Regions from separate parts of the Homo sapiens genome. Here regions 1 and 2 are each linked to region 3. A link is a contact called in ENCODE Hi-C data. All regions are on one chromosome and are shown on one strand. The core of a region is the stretch at or near the end of the contact, and the rest is flanking DNA. Distances in the headings are between cores, read along the strand shown.

The links. Hi-C counts contacts between places; a loop is a spot of excess contacts on that map. Pooled maps may share reads with other maps.
Region 1: a loop to region 3 is called in a map of B cell, with 10 times the contacts of the local background. The contact joins the promoter of MICU1 here to the promoter of FAM149B1 in region 3. A Hi-C loop is called at or near these places in 4 of 168 maps with a recorded cell type or tissue (B cell, CD4-positive, alpha-beta T cell, CD8-positive, alpha-beta T cell and 1 more), 3 of 37 single-sample maps with no recorded cell type and 18 of 50 pooled maps.
Region 2: a loop to region 3 is called in a map of B cell, with 8 times the contacts of the local background. The contact joins the promoter of SEC24C here to the promoter of FAM149B1 in region 3. A Hi-C loop is called at or near these places in 2 of 168 maps with a recorded cell type or tissue (B cell and thyroid gland), 5 of 37 single-sample maps with no recorded cell type and 17 of 50 pooled maps.

What each region holds. Positions count from the first base shown.
Region 1 is chr10:72,624,548-72,627,451 of GRCh38, reverse strand. MICU1 (mitochondrial calcium uptake 1) reads left to right here and starts at 1,373. Exons shown (of 12, transcript NM_001195518.2): 1 at 1,373-1,442. RefSeq lists enhancers at 1,369-1,518, 1,069-1,606.
Region 2 is chr10:73,742,623-73,745,791 of GRCh38, reverse strand. It overlaps SEC24C (SEC24 homolog C, COPII component), which reads right to left and starts at 1,420. Exons shown (of 23, transcript NM_198597.3): 1 at 1,355-1,420. LOC124902453 (a long non-coding RNA gene) reads left to right here and starts at 1,527. Exons shown (of 2, transcript XR_007062195.1): 1 at 1,527-1,575; 2 at 2,581-2,828. RefSeq lists enhancers at 905-1,471, 1,372-1,801, 1,472-2,039, 879-2,078.
Region 3 is chr10:73,166,385-73,169,566 of GRCh38, reverse strand. FAM149B1 (family with sequence similarity 149 member B1) reads right to left here and starts at 1,448. Exons shown (of 14, transcript NM_173348.2): 1 at 1,181-1,448. The coding sequence starts at 1,227. It overlaps ECD (ecdysoneless cell cycle regulator), which reads left to right and starts at 1,559. Exons shown (of 14, transcript NM_007265.3): 1 at 1,559-1,701. RefSeq lists enhancers at 1-540, 1,435-1,634, 1,141-1,740 and a silencer at 1,195-1,384.

The DNA.
Region 1 (2,904 bases), core at 124-2,623, 540 kb after region 3:
TAAATTCTTGGGAAAAAAAAATTATTTGAAAGTTCTCTGGGACCAGCGAGGTGGCTCGCACTTGTTAATCCCAGCACTTTGGGAAGCCGAGACGGGAGGATCGCCCGAGGTCAGGAGTTTGAGACTAGCCTGCCCAACATGGCGAAACCCCGTCTGTACTAAAAATACAAAAATTAGCCGGGCGTGGTGGGGCGTGCCTGTAATCTCAGCTACTCGGGAGGCTGAGGCAGAAGAATCACTTGAACCTGGGAGGAGGATGTTGCAGTGAGCATCACTGCACTCCAACCTGGGCGACAGTGCGAGACTCCGTCTCAAAACAAACGAACAAACAACCAACCAACACCCCGCTGCCCCCCCCCCAAAAAAATTCTCTGGTATTATAGTCATATTTCCATCCTATTTCCACAGCAGGGGTGAGGATCCTTTGCCATCCCATTTTTCTGATAAAAACACCTTCTTCAGCCGGGCGCAGTGGCTCACGCCTGTAATCCTCGCACTTTGGGAGGCCGAGGTGGGCGGATCACCTGAGGTCGGGCGTTCCAGACCAGCCTGACCAACATGGAAAAACCCCGTCTCTACCAAAAATACAAATTAGTAGGGCGTGGTGGCGCATGCCTGTAATCCCAGCTACTTGGGAGGCTGAGGCAGGAGAATCGCTTGAACCCAGGAGGCAGAGATTGCAGAGAGCCGAGATCGCTCCACTGCACTCCAGCCTGGGCATCAAGAGTGAAACTCTATCTCAAAACAAACAAACAAACAAACAAACAAAAAACACATTCTTCAAGGGAAAACATGTTTTTAAGTGGCTTCTAGAGATTATAAACTCTGCAATAATATTAGTCTGCAAATAAAACACCTGACAAAATCATCCACCAGAGGAAGTGGTGAGGGTTTCTAAATCCAAAAAAGTCTCAAGGTTATGAAACAGGAACATTTAATCTCTGAGAAAACCTAAACGGAGTTGGAAAGAAACAATTTCCAACTCACTGTGGTCCAGTTTTCTTTTCACGAACTCCTTTTTGCTTAGCCAACATAGCCAACACGAAAACGGGTACCGAGGAGGTGTTACAAGCCACAGTAAATTTCTCAACAGATTCCTATGACCCTTGTGGAGGGGAAAAAAACCAGAAGAAATGCCCGAGAGCTTCTGGGAGCTCTCCAGCTTTCCCGCCTAAACGCTGAGGGGAGTAAGGGGGAGTGACGGGGCTAGGGCGGGGCCCGAGGCTGGGGCGTGGCGCGTTGATTTCCCCGCCCCTCCCCGTTCCTTTTCCTCTGTGCCCCTCCCACACGCCTGTCTCCACGATCCCGACAGGCCCAGCGGCTAGGAGAGTCACGTGAGAGTGGGCGGAGGGGGTGGAGGTTTGTCTCCGCTGTTTCATCTCTATGGCTGTCAGAGGTGGGCGGCTTTGACCGAGAGGCTGCTGGAGCTCGTGTTTGGACGCGTGAGTCTTGGACTCTGGAGGGTATAAGGAGACAGCAATTTAGGGAAGGCGAAGGGGAAGGGGGTTGGCGAGACAGCCTTAGGGAACTGGGCTTCGTGGCTGGCCGTTTGTCCGCCCCGGGCATCCGGCTACTTCTCGGGTCTGGCGGGATACCTGTCTCTCCCTGATGCGCTCAGCTTTTGGAGAGGAGTCCGTAGTCTTGCTTGCCTCCCGTCCTCCACTTTCCTTCACCCCAACCCGTCCCTTCTCCCGTCCCGGGAGAACTTCTCCCAGTGCCGGGTTCGCAACTTGGCGCCGACGCCCCCCTCCTCACAGGCGACTGGGACACTCTGGTAGCCTTGACTGGCTCTCCTGGAATTTGTGGATGTGGTTAGAAGTGGGTGCGGGAGTTCACAGATGGATTTCTAATACGGAGAAATATTAACCACTGAATCGAAATAAGTGGAAAATCAGTGAGGACTCAAAGGAGAAATACAAAGTGCAGGCTACTCGGACTGTTCAGTTTTTATCTTTTCCAGCGCCTTCCCGTTTTCATTACGTTCTCCCTGTTTTGTTTTCACCGTCGCATTCTGGCCGGCCATAGGCTGTTTTGAGAAAGAGCTAGATGTTATTGACTCTATGTGAATGTTGGGAGAACAGTTTAAAACAAACTGTTCTTCAAGTTGCCTTCTCTGTAATCTTATGGTTGATGGTTTCTTTACCTTCCAATTTTCCATGTCTTAAAAAATACGGTGGCCATTAGTAAATATAAGTAGAATAAATATCTTATAGCTAAGGGACTAGAGTAAAATATTTTATTTTTCCTGTGGTACCTTAGAAACGCCCATTTTCTTCCTATTTATCAATAAATGTTTCTATCTCACTTGTTTGGGTGGCTTCTTTGATATGCCTTTGTTTATATTAGAACATCCCTTTGGGGCACGTAGGGAAGTGATCGAGCAGTATAAGAAAGGAGTTTGCATTTCATGAGGTGAAACAAGTTCGGTGTGGATAGCTGTAGGAGAGTTTAGGTTTCATTGGACCATATGACAAATAATAAACGTCAGTATCTTGAGACAAAGGTGTTGGCCAGAATGACCCACCTACTGTGTTTCTGGTGTGGACCAGGTAATGAGCTTTTTGAATATTGCCTTATCCTAAAAACTTTAGAACCCATTGCCACTTGTCTGTAGGAAGGTGGCTTTTGCCTCCAGCTACTCTTTGTCCCAATCCTTGGTTTGTCCCTGATTGTCTCTTCCACTTAAGAACATCACTCTGGCTACCTAATATATCAAGCAAGTGTCTCTGACATCTTCTGAGTGTCCTTACTGAGAGCCATAAAACATAATATTAACAAAAAGTGAATATTCTGGAGTGGCTTGTGTGCCTGAGGAGAAAGGGAAAGAATGATAGAAACTAATAGAAGCTAATAAATGCAAGAGAACAAAAGTGTTTATTGCTGTCTTCCTTTATATTTACTATA
Region 2 (3,169 bases), core at 171-2,670, 580 kb before region 3:
GATCACTTGAGGTCAGGAGTTCATGACCAGCCTGGCCAACACGGTGAAACCCAGTCTCTACTAAAAATACAAAAACTAGCCGGGCATGGTGGCACACGCCTGTAATCCCAGCTACTTGGGAGGCTGAGGCAGGAGAAATCGCTTGAACCCGGGAGGCGGAGATTGCAATAAGCCGAGATCGTGCCACTGCACTCCAGCCTGAGCAATAGAGCAAGACGCCCTTTCAAAAAAATAAAAAATAAAGGACACCTGAAAACTCTAGCAAGGTAACAGATTAAAACCAAGTGCAGAACAGGCACCAAAACTTCTTCACATAATCTGAGGAAACAGTTCAAGAATCAGGGGCAAAGTTAGAGTTAGATTTCATGGAAAAAAATCATTCACCTCATCCCTCAAGCAGAAGACTATGAATATTCTAAATTCCAATGCACTTCTCCAACTCTCCTGTTTCTGCTCCCCTTACGATTGTTATGAATCTCAGCCACCATCAAAATTATTACAATCTTGCTCATCAACACAGGGATGAATTAGAGGGCCTTTTCTAAACAGGGTCCTTCCAAGAAAACTATCTCATCACATCTACTTTCAACAGCTGTATCATTCCAATTATCCTGTAGACAGAAGGGGCCCAGAAAGCAGGAGCACTCAGAGTTGCTGCAAAGGGAACAATGGACCTCTCCCCCTTTGCTAGAAGGGCCACCTTGACTATAGAAAAGGAGCTGATCCTGGTCTAAAACTCTTTAAACTCAAAGTTATCTCAATAGCTGTTCTTCCAAACCCTAAACCTTACAGAGGTAGGTCACTGACACTAAGTTTAAAATATGTCCTCTCCCTTTATGTTTCCAAAGCCGGGGGGAGGGGTAAAGAAAGGAGCTTCTTCTCCAGAAAATAATCCCCTCAAACACATTCAAGAGCTTGGAGTCAGACTGAAGTCTCGACTCCATTCTGGGTGGATAGTCGAGGGTGACAACCCAAGGGGGCGGGGCAAGCTTCCTAGAACTCTGAAAGTAGTCAAGCCATGGAGCCTCGGAGAGCCGAGGATCAAAACCGAGAAGCCAAGTCGGCTTCTAGGGCCACGTTAAGAGAGGGGGCTGCTCTGTTAAGCACAGAGACCAAACGTCTTGCACCTTTTAACAGGCTCGGGGCAGGAAGCAGGAGCCGGAATCTGGGCCGGGAGACGAAGGGATGGTCTAGGACCTGCTCCTGGATGGTGGATGCGTGAGGTGAGGGTCTCTACCCAGGCCCCGCCCCCAGGCTCCTCCCTTCTTTCTGAAACCGGACCCCAATCTGGCCAGTAATACCCTGACCTCTCCTTTGCTTTCCTACCCGCCAACCTCCCGATGCCACTCCTCACCCGGCTCCAGATCCAGGTTAGACTTCGTTCCTAACGTCAAGGCTCCCAGGCTCCACTTCCGGTTCCGAGGGGGCCGTCCCGTCACCCCCGGAAGTTCCTCCTCCACGCTTTAGGGCCGGGCCACTTCTTCTGCCACGTCTGCATTTCGGGGACCCGGATGCCGCGCATGCGCCTCTTTCATCTTCCCATCATGGCCGCCGCCTGTGCGCCTCTGCTGAGTCGTATGTATTTCCCTCCTGACATTTTTTTTCAGATGTTCCAGTCACTTTATGGCCTCACCAACAGAAATGAGATTAAAAAGAATTTGTCAAACTATCTTTAATAATGCCCCTTCACTCTGCCTGTGACGTATTAGTGACCTCTGAGCTAGAGTCTTGTAGTCACTTCCTGGTGACCCCTGACCCCGTTGATTTCCGTCCGCTAGGTTGCTCTCACCCATGGCGTTTGCTGGTTATGAGATTTGCGGAACGTGTGGTGGTGGTAAAGGGCACCAACTGTTGTCAACCTGCATGTGGGGGTCTGAGGTCTGGCTCTACAGCTTGTAAAATGGAAATAATAATGCCCAGAGGATGAAATTAGGCCACATAGGCCGCTTGGCATCATAGTAAGCACTCAGTAAAGGTCAATTGTTATTAACCATTTTTATACAGCGCCTTTGTTTAGGTGCAGAGCTTTATCAGAGCCAAAAGATCTCTGCGCTCTGTTGGAAAAGATAGTTCCTGCAGTAATTATTAGTACCCCATTTAATGGCTAAGTAATTATAGCTAACAGTGCTAGGATTTCTTTTTCATATATGACTTCATTTGAACTTTTCAGTACTATTTGTTGATTTCATAATTTTTCGAGCACTGCTGTTGAAACTGCCTTTGCAAAATTACAACTGAGGAAATTATGATAGTGGAAGAAATCAGACTTAACCGACTCCATCTTGCTTCTAACCTTTAAGCTGTCCTTATTCATTCCTGGGTGTAGGTGGAACTAACTTTGGGGAGGAATTCAGTTTATGGTTTGAAACAAAATTGATAATAGCCCCTTCCCGAAAAGACCCCCTTCTTGCCTGGGGACCAGTCTGTCTTTACAGGACTAACAAATTAGCTACAAGATTACAAATTACAGTTTAGGGGACATGCAGCCTCTCGCTCCAAGAGTCTGAACCTCCCCAAATTGCTTTTAGGAATAACATAACTATTGTAAAACCTAAGATTAGTGCTTGAGATGTTTTGCAGACCCTGCACTCATTGGATCAGCTGACTACCTAGACCAGTAACCTGGCTCAATCAGTTCTGCCATTCCACCCAGGAACAGAAAACAGCAAGAAAACCTCACTTTGACTCCCTGTGATTCCGTCTTCAACCTGACCAATCAGCACTCCCCGCTTCCCAAGCTCCTACTCGCCAAATTATCTTTAAGAACTCTGATCCTCAAATGCTCAGGGAGACTAATTTGTGTAATAATAAAACTCTGGTCTCCCACACAGCTGGCTCTGCGTGAATTACTCTTTCTCCATTGCAATTCCCTGGTCTTGATAAATCAGCTTTGTCAAGGCAGCAGGCAGGGTGAACCCACTGAGCGCTGACATTGTGTGCCAAGCCATGTTCTTGGGTCTGGAAATAGAGCAGTGAACAAAAGTGTTTGTTCTCATATTATTGACAGTAAATATCAGTTATTCTGAGGCACAGAGTGGTTTATTCACTGAAAAATTTGCACTTTAGGCTGTGCTGGAAACTATATATTAGGCATTGAGCATGCTTTACTAAACAAGCAGATTGTTCTTGTCCTCTGTTTTGTTTTGTGACAGTCTTGCTCTGTCTCCAG
Region 3 (3,182 bases), core at 199-2,698:
GAGGATCACCTGAGCCCATAGGTGGAGGCTGCAGTGAGCAAGGATTGCACTACTGCCCTCCAGCCTGGACAACTGAGCAAGACCCTGTCTCCAAAAAAAAAAAAAAAGTGAAGGCCCTTTTGGAAGTGTAAAGCATTAATAAATGTATGACACTATTATTACTTTCTAAATTATTATACACCACTTCGGTCAGGGTAGGGGGCAGCTCTTTTTATTTTTTTATTATTTATTTATTTATTTTGAGACGGAGTTTCACTCTTGTCACCCAGACTGGAGTGCGATGGCGTGACCTCTGCTCACTGCAACCTCTGCCTCCCGGGTTCAAGTGATTCTCCTGCCTCATCCTCCCAAGTAGCTGGGTTTACAGGCCCCCGCCTCCATGCCCGGCCATTTTTTTTTTTTTTTTTGCATTTTTAGTAGAGATGGGGTTTCGCCATGTTGGCCAGGCTGGTCTCGAACTCCTGGCCTCAAGTGATCCGCCCGCCTCAGCCTCCCAAAGTGCTGGGATTACAAGCGTGAGCCACCACGGCCGGCCGTGAGGGTGGATCTTTTTAAAGCCAGAAATATTTGCTCTTTAAAGTCTCAAAAGCAAAACTGATCTTTATGGATTCTGGTGCTTAATTGCAGAGGTGGGGAGGCAGTATGTGTGATGGTTATGACCACAGGCTTCGGAATCAGATCGACATCAGGTTTGTACCTCTCAGCTCTACCACCTTCAAGCTGTGTGATCTTTGGCATGCTACAATCTTTAATTCTGGGATCTTTATCTGTAGAATGTGCAAAATAATGTTCCCAATCTGATATCATTGATAGGAATGAGCAAATGTATGTAAATAGCTTTGCACAGTGTCAAGTGAGCACTTTCCTGGAGCCCTCAGTTAGCTATTAATAACTTCTCGAGCTACCATGGCCATTAACAATGGGACCTGAAGCACTGCGGATGCTACAAATGCTTCAGCAGACCCAGTGCTTGATTTCAGGAATTTCAGACGAAGGGCGACACGCCCTCAGCTGGAGATGGAGGAAGAAGGGGCAGGGTCCAGCAGGGCTGAGAGGAGAGAATTCCGAAGAAAAATCTCTCCCCAGCCCTGGGAAAGGAAAGGAACGAAGGACTGGTCAAGGAGGGTCCCCAGAGCGCCCGCCGCCCGCCCCGGCTGGGGTGGCTGAGCAGTCCACTCACAGCTCCAAGCTCTGTGGCACCGCCTTCCGAGTGTATCTGGAGATCATCCTCCTCCTCCTCCTCCTCCTCCTCCTCCTCAGCCGCGGCCGGGGCAGGCACGCCAGGGTGGGGGCCTCCGGGCCTGGCCCTCCCGCCGGCTCCGGCCCGGCCCCTCCCGCCACCTACCGGCCCCGTCTCGCCCCGTCACCTAGACTCCGAGCAGCCACCTCCCCAGGGTCCCCACCTCTCCAGTCCTCCGACCTCCCTGCTTTGCCGCGGGGGCGGAAGTGACGAAGGCCCCCGGACACTCGCAAAATGCTCCCGCCGACGCACAGCAGTGACGACACACAAGGTTTCGGGGACTGAGTGGGTTTCAGACTTTCTCTCAGGATTTCCGCTGGCTTCAGGTTCCGGTCAGGCGTCGGGACAGAGCCTGATCCAGGCTTCGGCGGCCGGTGGCAGCTCTCGATCAGCTCTCGCAGTCGGAGAGGCGGCTAAGGAAAGGTGCCACAGCAGAGACGCGAAGGAGAGGCCCTAGAACCGTAAGAGAAATTGGCTTCATTTTGTTAGATGGCAGGAGGGAGCCTAGACTGGGGAAAGAGCACTAGACTCCAAGTCAAGCCCCTGCTGCTTGGTCGCTTCTTTTTCTGTACTCTGGGTTTTCTCATATGTACAGTGAGGTATTAGCCTGAGTGATCATAGAGTCCCTTCCAGTTCTGACACCAAATTCTGCATGATGACGTGTGTTTGGCGTTATGGGGTGGATGGGTAAAATTACTGTCTGTCCCTCTGGGTTGAAAGGCAAAATGATGATTTGGTTAGACTGTGGTGAGTGGGTGTCTGGATAAGAAGAAGCAGGTTCCTTACGAGTCTCTTAGAAAGCTGAGTAAGATTGGAATCATGGAGTTAGGGTGGTCCATCCACCGCCATTTCTTTCTTTACCAAGCATCACCTGGCAGCAAGAATAAACTAGTACTCTTATTTAGGAAAACCCTTAGAAAATTAAGAGATAAGGAAAACCCTTAGAAAATTAAGAGGTATCAATGCAACCTCCATCAAAATACCAGTGACATTCTTCACAGTCATAGAAAAAAGATCCTAAAATTTATATGGAACCACAAAAGAGCCAGAATAGCCAAAGCTATCCTGAGCAAAAAGAACAAAACTGGAAGCATCACATTACCCGACTTCAGATTATACAACAGAGTTATAGTAACCAAAACAGCATGGCACTGGCATAAAAACAGGAACAGAATAGAGAACCCAGAAACAAATCCATATGTCTGCAGTGAATTCATTTTCAGCAAAGGTACCAAAAACATACATTGGGGAAAAGACAGTCTCTTCAATAAATGATACTGGGAAAACTGATACCCGTATGCAGAAGAATGAAACCAGACCCACTACCTCCCACCATATACAAAAATCAAGTCAAAATGGATTAGAGACTTAAATCTAAGCCCTCAAACTATGAAACTACTAAAAGGAAATATTGGGGAAACTCTCTAGGACATTAGAGTGGGCAAAGATTTCCTGAGTAATACCTCACAAACAGAGGCAGCCAAAACAAAAATGGACAAATGGGAGCACATCAAGTTAAAAAGCTTCTGCACAGCAAAGGAAACAATCAACAAAGTGGAGAGAGAACCCACAGAATGGGAGAAAATATTTGCAAACTACCCATCTGACAAGGGATTAATAACCAAAATATATAAGGAGTTCAAACAACTCTCTAGGAAGCAGTCTAATAATTGATTAAGAATTGGATAAAAACTCTGAATAGACATTTCTCAAAGAAGACATAAAAATGGCAAACAGGTTTATGAAAAGGTGCTCAATATCATTGATTATCAGAGAAATGCAAATCAAAACTACAATAAGATAGCATCTCACCCCAGTTAAAATGGCTGTTATCCATAAGACAGGCAATAACAAATGCTGGCAAGGATTTGGATAAAACACTGTTGGTGAGAATGTAAATTAGTGCAGTCACTATGGAGAACAGTTTTGGAGATTCCTCAAG